Linked DNA regions of Homo sapiens: region 1 is linked to region 2. The links are chromatin contacts, found by Hi-C or POLR2A ChIA-PET in ENCODE. All regions are on one chromosome and are shown on one strand. The core of a region is the stretch at or near the end of the contact, and the rest is flanking DNA. Distances in the headings are between cores, read along the strand shown.

Region 1 (3,849 bases), core at 289-2,788, 3.3 Mb before region 2:
GGGCACCTGTAGTCCCAGCTACTTGGGAGCCTGAGGCAGGAGAATGGCATGAACCCGGGAGGCAGAGATTGCGGTGAGCGGAGATCGCACCACTGCACTCCAGTCTGGGCGACAGAGCAAGACTCCGTCTCAAATAAATAAATAAATAAATAAATAAATAAATAAATAAATACAAAAATTAGCCAAGCATGGTGGTGCATGCCTGTAGTCCCAGCTATACGGGAGGCTGAGGCAGGAGAATCACTTGAACCTGGGAGGTCAATGTTGCAATGAGCCAAGATTGCGCCACTGCACTCCAGTCTGGGTGACAGAGCGAGATTCCATCTCAAACAAACAAACAAACAAAAACCTGCCAATGGGCCAGGTGCAGTGGCTCACACCTGTAATCTCAGCACTCTGGGAGGCGGGGCGGATCACCTGAGATCAGGAGTTCAAGACCAGCCTGGCAAACATGGTGAAACCCCGTCTCTACTAAAAATACAAAAATTAGCCGGGTATGGTGGCACATTCCTGTAATCCCAGCTACTCGGGAGGCTGAGGCACGAGAATCACTTGAACCCAGGAGGCGGAGTTTGCAGTAAGCCAAGATCATGCCACTGTACTCCAGCCTGGGCAACAGAGTGAGACTCTGTTTCAAAAAAAAAAAAAAAAACAAAAAACTGACAATGAAGATAACATAAAAATATTAAGTCTAGAACCAAGAAATCTGTTCGGGGAAAAGTAAGTGAATATTCTTCTTAAACGATATATTAGGCTTAATTTTTATCTGTTTAAAAATTTTAGATAAATTTGCAAAATAATTCCTTCTTTACTATGATATGTAAGGCTATATATTGTAGGAGATTAAATACAAGGAGTTAAGCATGTATTTAACAATTCAAGGCAATGTACCAAATGAATGGCAAAAACTGGAGAGCTAAATATGTTCAGAAAGAAAAGAAATCACTTTGAAACAAAGTAGCCAAGGAAGGAAGTGCTAGGATTTGCCAGCTGGGCACTGAAAGAGAAAGCATCAGAAAGAATTAAGAGAGAATGGGTGAACTGAGGCAAGAAAGCAGAAGGAATTTTCACGGGAGAGTGTATTTACTAAGTTGTTTTCTAAATTAATGAATGTAATAGGGTAGTGAGAGTCAGGAAAAACCAAGTAAAGCTAATGAGGTCAAGAACAAGGGCCCACACCACTAGGGCCTGGAGGGGAAAGTAGTGAGAAGGAAGGCAGACTGGGGAGGGAAGGCCTTGACAGTCAAGTCAGAGCTGGACATGACCTGCAGGTTAGCCGTTCTTATCTGTTGTGGCTCATGGGACCGCTGGTGACCCGGCAAAAGTTGTGTGCTTATAACATTTTATATCGCATTTCAAGGGGCATGTACTCTCTACAATCAGAGACCTTAGGTTAAACAAAACAAAACAGAAAAGCAAAACAAAACAAAACAAAAAATCCTGCTGCAGGCCCCAGAGAACTACTGACAGTTTCTGAGGCAAGCTGATCTATTTCAGGAAGTGCTACACCAGGAAGATAAACAGGGTGGTATTCTGTAGATAGATGACGGTAGAGCCAGGGAGACCAGATGAGGAGCACCTGCCATAATTCAGAGCTGTAGTAAGTTGGGGCAGAAATCAGGGTGCCTGAAGGAGGAATGGAAAGGAAAGGCGGACACAAGAGACATAATGAGAGCAAATGGATTTGAGGAAGAGGAGAAAAAAGTGACGCGACAGGTTCTGACCCTGACAAGGAAAACTATGATATTGGGAACTGAAATGGAGACATGGCTGAACCTGAAATGGCAGCAGAATACCCAGCCAGAGTACTCGGAGTAAAAGATTTACTTTTTAACCACACGACACCTTGCACTATTGAACTTCTCCCAAGTATGGCTTAATTCAACACCCCAACAGATCACAAACCCCTTTGGAGCCCAGTCTTCCCCTACTTCAGTACTATACACCTCACAAGCACTCAAGTATTTTAGGAATGCATAGAAAAACAGCTCCCACAGGGCAGAGGCCTAATTATCAATATCCTCTATTTCTTTCCTGGCCCGGACTTTATAATAAAACAGCATTTCTATGCCTTCAGACTGTGGTCAACCATATCAGATCATCTACCAGGCAACAATGCCTTGCTAAACCAAGTAACTTCCAGGATGCTGGATCTGAAGCCGAAGCCACCCCTCCAAGGAGATTCCATGGTAGCAGCACACCCCACAAGGCTGTAGGAAAGTGAACATCAACAAAAACAGCAACCTTGACATTAGAGTCCCACATACATCTTAGGAAGTCACACTCAGGAATCTAAGGGAAGCAGACGAGGCTGGCAAAGCCAAGGATGGAGTGAGCACTGCTCTTAGGAGTACTGGACACGTTTATTTGCAGCCAATAAACATAACGTGCTGTAACTCAGCCTCTCATCAGGCTGTGGTTCGGTTCTTCAATTCAGGAAAGAAATCATGACAGTTACCTTGATTAAAGCAGCAAAAGATCGGCTATGTATTTAACGGTGTGTTCTTTGGATTGATTCCATTTCATCTATATAAAATTATTCTAAAGCTTTCATAACTGGTCCTCATTTTTCTCTGTTGAATACCATGTCTGGCTTACACCTACTTTCCAAATCTGGCCTCTTAAAAGGAATCATGTACTAAACCAAACATTTTTCCTTATCAGGTGAGGTCAGACCCAAATCTACCTTCTAAACTCCTTTATCATCTCACCATTAGGTAAAAGTTCAAAATTCAAAAGGTTAAACAAAACTCAATCCTTTGACTTTACCATCCAAAAAGTGAAGTCAGCCTGTCTTAAGTCTGTCTGTTCTAACGCTAGGCAGAGATTAGATCTCTTGATGTGTTAACTCCAAAGTCTTAGGTTACGATACCACTATAATTCTGTTAAATGCAGAATAGGCATGACACGATGTTCATAATTAGGGATCGCCCGGCTTGCCCTCCTACTTCCTGGCATTTTGCTTTTAAAAGAACCAACTTTAGTATAAGGGTTTCAAGGAGCCCGAGTGTGTGCTGTGGACCAGAGTGAAAACATGAGGAATCTGTCAATCCGGTTGACAGAGACATAAGAGTGAAAAGAATAAGCAGATAAAATGTCTTCAGATCCACCCACCCAGTGTTATTTAGTGTCAAAGGGCCCAATTCTCTCATTATCATGGAAGGAAATGAAACTCAGAGAAGTTAAGTGAAAAGCAATGCTGGAACTAGAACCAACTGAGGCCTGAAGTTCTCAGCTTTGAACCCCAATCAACAGCCTTACCTAACACTCACTACAGTTGAAATAAAGAGTAGAAAACAGAACTTGATGAAAAAGGCAGGTTAAAAAAAATTGGTATTATTGCCAGGCACATTGGCTCATGCCTGTAATCCCAGCACTTCGAGAAGCCAAGGTGGGAGGATCGCTTGAGGCCAGGAGATCAAGACCAGCTTGGGTAACAGAGTGAGACCCCCATCTATTAAAACAAAAACAAAAACAAAAACCCACACGTACGTATAAACATATATATAAAATATATATATTTAAGGGGAAATTAAATTGGCAAAATTCAGGTTGTGGCAAAACAGAAACTCATACACTATTTTTTTTTTTTGAGACGGAGTCTCTTTCTGTCACTCAGGCTGGAGTGCAGTGGCACGATCTCGGCTCACTGCAAGCTCTGCCTCCTGGGTTCACGCCATTCTCCTGCCTCAGCCTCCGGAGTAACTGGGACTACAGGCACCCGCCACCATGTCAGGCTCATTTTTTGTATTTTTTTTTTTTTTTTTTTTAGTAGAGACAGGGTTTCACCGTGTTAGCCAGGATGGTCTCGATCTCCTGATCTCGTGATCCACCCGCCTCGGCCTCCCA
Region 2 (4,140 bases), core at 975-3,474:
CCATAACTAGAAAGAAGACAGAATGAATTAATGGTTTAACTTCTTCCTGTTCCCATAAGGGATGACAGTGGGATGAGCTTATGGGACAGGAGGTAGAGCCTGGGATGCCTGGGGGTCAGGAAGGCCTAAAATGGCAAGCAAGCCAGTGCTGCACAACACTCAGACAGCAGAGGTTCCTCGCGTGCAGCACCAGGGCAAATACCTCCAGGCAAAGCAGACTGGGAGGTCAGAGGGCCAGGGAGGCATCCAAGAGCACCATGGCTTAGCAGAGGCCAAAAGGAAAGGGTCAGAGCCGTGGCTGTGGAATTCAGCAATTAGGTTTGGATTTGACATGCATGTATTGAATGTCTACCATGCCTACAAAACCAGACAGCAGTGATTGGGTCTCTGTAGGATCTGAGAATCTCATGAAATATCCACCCTCTTTTCATAAGCATACTCATATGTACAGATACATAACTGAAGAATCCTCAAATCCTGTGATTCCAGAGGTATCCTGGATCCTCTGAAACCTTTCCTTAAATCAGCCACTAAAGGTCCCAAAACCAAGGTAAAGAACTCCTACACTAGAATGGGGATTATAGAAGTGGGAGTGTAGGAGAGGGCTGAGAAAAGCTACTCCAATCAAGCTCATACCCTAGTTACAGAAAATACGTCAAACACTCCAGGCACTGGGCAGGGGCCATTAAAATTGCTTGGGTAATAATCAACCACTGACTGCATCTAGATAGAGAGGGGAGTCAGAGAGCAGACAGGAGGAGAAACCGAGCATCCATTCTCTCTAACTGACTCTCCTCATCCATCCTCAGGGCTGTGATTAGGGCAGGGCAATTTCCCTTTGGCTCCAAAGTTATTCATAGGACCTGGTAGATCAGATAATCATCTCTCCCTGCCCAGAGTAAAGACTATGGAGATGAGGACGTGACCTATATTAAAGCTCCTGGGGCTTCTGCTGAAACTAATGGGAAAGAGGTACATTCTTTCCACTGGTTGCTAAGTTGGTAGGATGCAAGCTTGGAACAGCTGGCTGATAATTTGCCAACTAGTTGGACAGCCATCTTCTTAGTAAGCCAGCATGAAGACATAGGGGCTGAGCAAGAAAGAGACAAATTCTTCATAGTAAGCCAGCATGAGGACATGGGAGCAAGAAAGAGACAAACTGATTTGAGTTCCTGGATCCAGCTATGCCTGAAGCGATCTATTCATAAGCTCTTCAGTTACACCAATAAAGTACCTTTTCTTTTCCTTCTTCTACCAGTTTAGATCAGATTTCTGTCATCTGACACCAAAAGAGAGGGCAGGCTACAGCTGAGGACAAAGACACACTTTGCAGTAAGGTTGAAGGATCCTTACTGCCTTAACAGAAACACCATGATGTCAGAAATGCCCCCACAAGTAGAATCAGAGCATTTTAGAGCAGTAGAGGATTTCATGAATTAACCAGGTATGAGTCCTTCATTTTGCACATAATAAAACTAAGGCTCTGGGGAAAATGCTTGCCCAATATCACTGGCTGGCTAGCTAGCCGCAGTGCCAGGTTAAAAAAAAAAAAAAAACAGTGAGCTCAGTAAAACATCCTCCACTCCACCGCTTTGCAAGCAGTGCCAGGGGACTAGTTGGAGAGTAAGCAGGTCTGCGATTACAGATCAGAGCATCTTGAAGTGAGAAACCTGAAACACTGAGGTTAGCTATGGTACATAGGGGTTATGCACGGTATACTCTTAAAATTTTATATTTTAATAAAAAGAAAACTGGCATATCAAATTGCCATTTTCACAGGAATTTAAATCGCCTTTGATGAAAAACATACATTATGTAAAGCAGGTTGATTAAAAGAAACTATATTTGGTAAATAACAGTACAAGTGGTAGTCAAACATAACTAAAACCATAAAAGTGGGGCAAGAATGACGAAGCCTTAGAAACCCCAGGAGAGCTAAAGCTTAAGAGGAATGCAGAGCTGATGTTGCTGTACAGCAGCCTCATGCAGGGCTCTGCCTCAGGTCACGCCAATTCTCCAAATGTCCGTTTCCATCTGGAATTTAGATGTGTGGTAGGTGACTCATTCTGTGTAACTGCATTTCCTGTCCTAGATGTACTTTTTAAATGATTTGCTCCTCATAATTAGATCCTGCCTGTATTGTTTTTCCTTTTTCACAGAGCTGGGGAGCAAAGGTGTCAACTGCTCAGACGGCCCCGGTCTCCCGATGCTCTACTCCAGACAAGAGGAGCCCATGATTCACTGTGTTCATCATAAATCTGGACTTAGTCACCAATTATTTTGATTTAGTCACCAGAAATGTAGTTATTAAGGGCTGTCTGGCATAAATTTTGCAGGGGTGGGGGCAGCAGGAGGCGGTTGGGAAACAAATCATCATTACAATTCAGCCACATAAAATGTGCGCTCCCATAAAAATCAATGATGCAGAGTGTGCCCCTTACCTGCCACCCCAAAGGGCCTCCTCAGTCCCTGCGTGCACTTCTTTGCACCAGTATCCTTAAGATCCATCTTGCCGACCCGGACTATTTGACAAATCAAGTAAATTTTATCCCTGTTGAGGTCTTTGTTTCCAAGATCCTGGGGGGAAAGAAACAAAAAATTGACCATCATGTGCTGAATGGGGGAAAAAAGGTAGACAAGAAAACCCAGTAATAGTAATTTCTGAGGGATGTATATAATACTTGCTATACATGGACCAATCATACAATAAGTCCTGGAAAAGATAGAAACAAGGCTCTCACATCCATTTCACAGATAAGCAAGGTAAGGTTTGCAAAGGAAAATGAGTGATAAAACTCTAGTGTTTAATCCCAATTCTTCCCTCTCAAAATGATAGGGCAAGAGAAGGGTAGAGGTGGAATATCAGCTGTACAGACAGGATTCCCCATATGCCGAGGTGATAGATCCAAAAGTAGCATTTGCTACAGATGACTCGGATGACACCATCGGTCACATCATTGCTCAGAACCTCTGAGAGAGAAGACAAAAGGAAGAGAAAAAAATCATAACAGCTACCATTTCCTGCACATCTAAAGTGTGGCCATCAGTTGGGTTGAGGTAGTGCTAACAACCCCAATATCTCAGTGCTTACAACACAGCAGAAGTTTACTTCTGGTGCAGTCTACAGGGCCAATGCAGAGGGGTGGGGGCTCTGATTACTTACTTACTCTGGGCCCTTGGCTGGCAGCTCTGTCTCAGCACGGGTGCGCTCACTGTCTCTGCCACAGGGGAAAGGAATGTGGCAAATCACTTCTGGCTTTTAAATCATCTACCCAAGAGAGATGCACATCACTTTTTGCTTGCATGTCATTTGCCAAAGAAAGGCATATGGCCGCACCTGACTTCAAGGGGTCAGGAAACTGCAGTCAACTATCTGTTTGTTTATTTATTTATTTTATTTATTTTGAGACAGGGCTTCACTCTGTCACACAGGCTAGAGGGCAGTAGCATGATCACAGCTCACTGCAGCCTCAGTCTCCCAGGCTCAAATAATCCTCCCACCTCAGCCTCTTGAGTAGCTGGGACTACAGGCATGAGCCACCATGCCTACCTAATTTTTTTTTTAAGAGATGGGGTCTCACTATGTTGTCCAGGCTGATTTCAAACTCCTGGGCTCAAGCAATCCTCCCACATCAGCCTCCGAAAGTGCTGGGATTACAGACATGAGCCACCAGACCCAGCTCAACTGAGTCTAGAAAAGCCAAAACTGGTGAAACGCACTCTCATCCACTGTGCTAAGTGATTCCTGCATCACCATATTCAATCTCTCACATCTCTGAAGTACATACAATTATTGCATCCCCATTTGACAGATGGGGAAACTGAGACACAAAGAAGATAAGAGGCTTCCCCAAGGTCATGACCATAGCCCATGAGACTCTGGGCTTTGAGCCCAGTCCCTGACACCAAAGACCACAAACATAGCTACTACAGTACAGCTCCCTTGCCATCAGAAAGGCATGCAGGAGGAAACTCCTGACTTCATGCTCGAATCTAAAAGCTTCAGTGATCTTGAGGCCCCCTGCCAGTAAGGATCAGCTAAGGAAGAAACAACAAGACATGCTGTTGGCATCAGAGTAGAGTACCCTGGGCCAGGTCTCAAAAGGGAACAGTTTATTCTCCTTCGAGTTAATTCTCATA

Evidence for each region. Hi-C counts contacts between places; a loop is a spot of excess contacts on that map. ChIA-PET counts read pairs that join two places held with the same protein, here RNA polymerase II (POLR2A).
Region 1: a loop to region 2 is called in a map of HepG2, with 28 times the contacts of the local background. The contact joins two enhancer-like sites. A Hi-C loop is called at or near these places in 1 of 168 maps with a recorded cell type or tissue (HepG2). POLR2A ChIA-PET finds 5 or more read pairs at or near these places in 1 of 52 experiments (activated CD4-positive, alpha-beta T cell).

Annotation. Positions count from the first base shown.
Region 1 is chr5:173,027,245-173,031,093 of GRCh38, reverse strand. All of the region lies in intron 3 of ATP6V0E1 (ATPase H+ transporting V0 subunit e1), which reads right to left. Among named protein-coding and RNA genes, the nearest start is that of SNORA74B, 8.4 kb to the right of the region's middle. Within about 2 kb of position 1,538, at least 5 of the 41 ENCODE cell types and tissues checked have a DNase peak (open chromatin) inside an H3K27ac peak, as active enhancers do.
Region 2 is chr5:169,694,240-169,698,379 of GRCh38, reverse strand. DOCK2 (dedicator of cytokinesis 2) reads right to left here. Exons shown (of 52, transcript NM_004946.3): 10 at 2,442-2,577; 11 at 1-6. Among named protein-coding and RNA genes, the nearest start is that of DOCK2, 59 kb to the right of the region's middle. RefSeq lists an enhancer at 1,703-2,902. Within about 2 kb of position 2,224, at least 5 of the 41 ENCODE cell types and tissues checked have a DNase peak (open chromatin) inside an H3K27ac peak, as active enhancers do.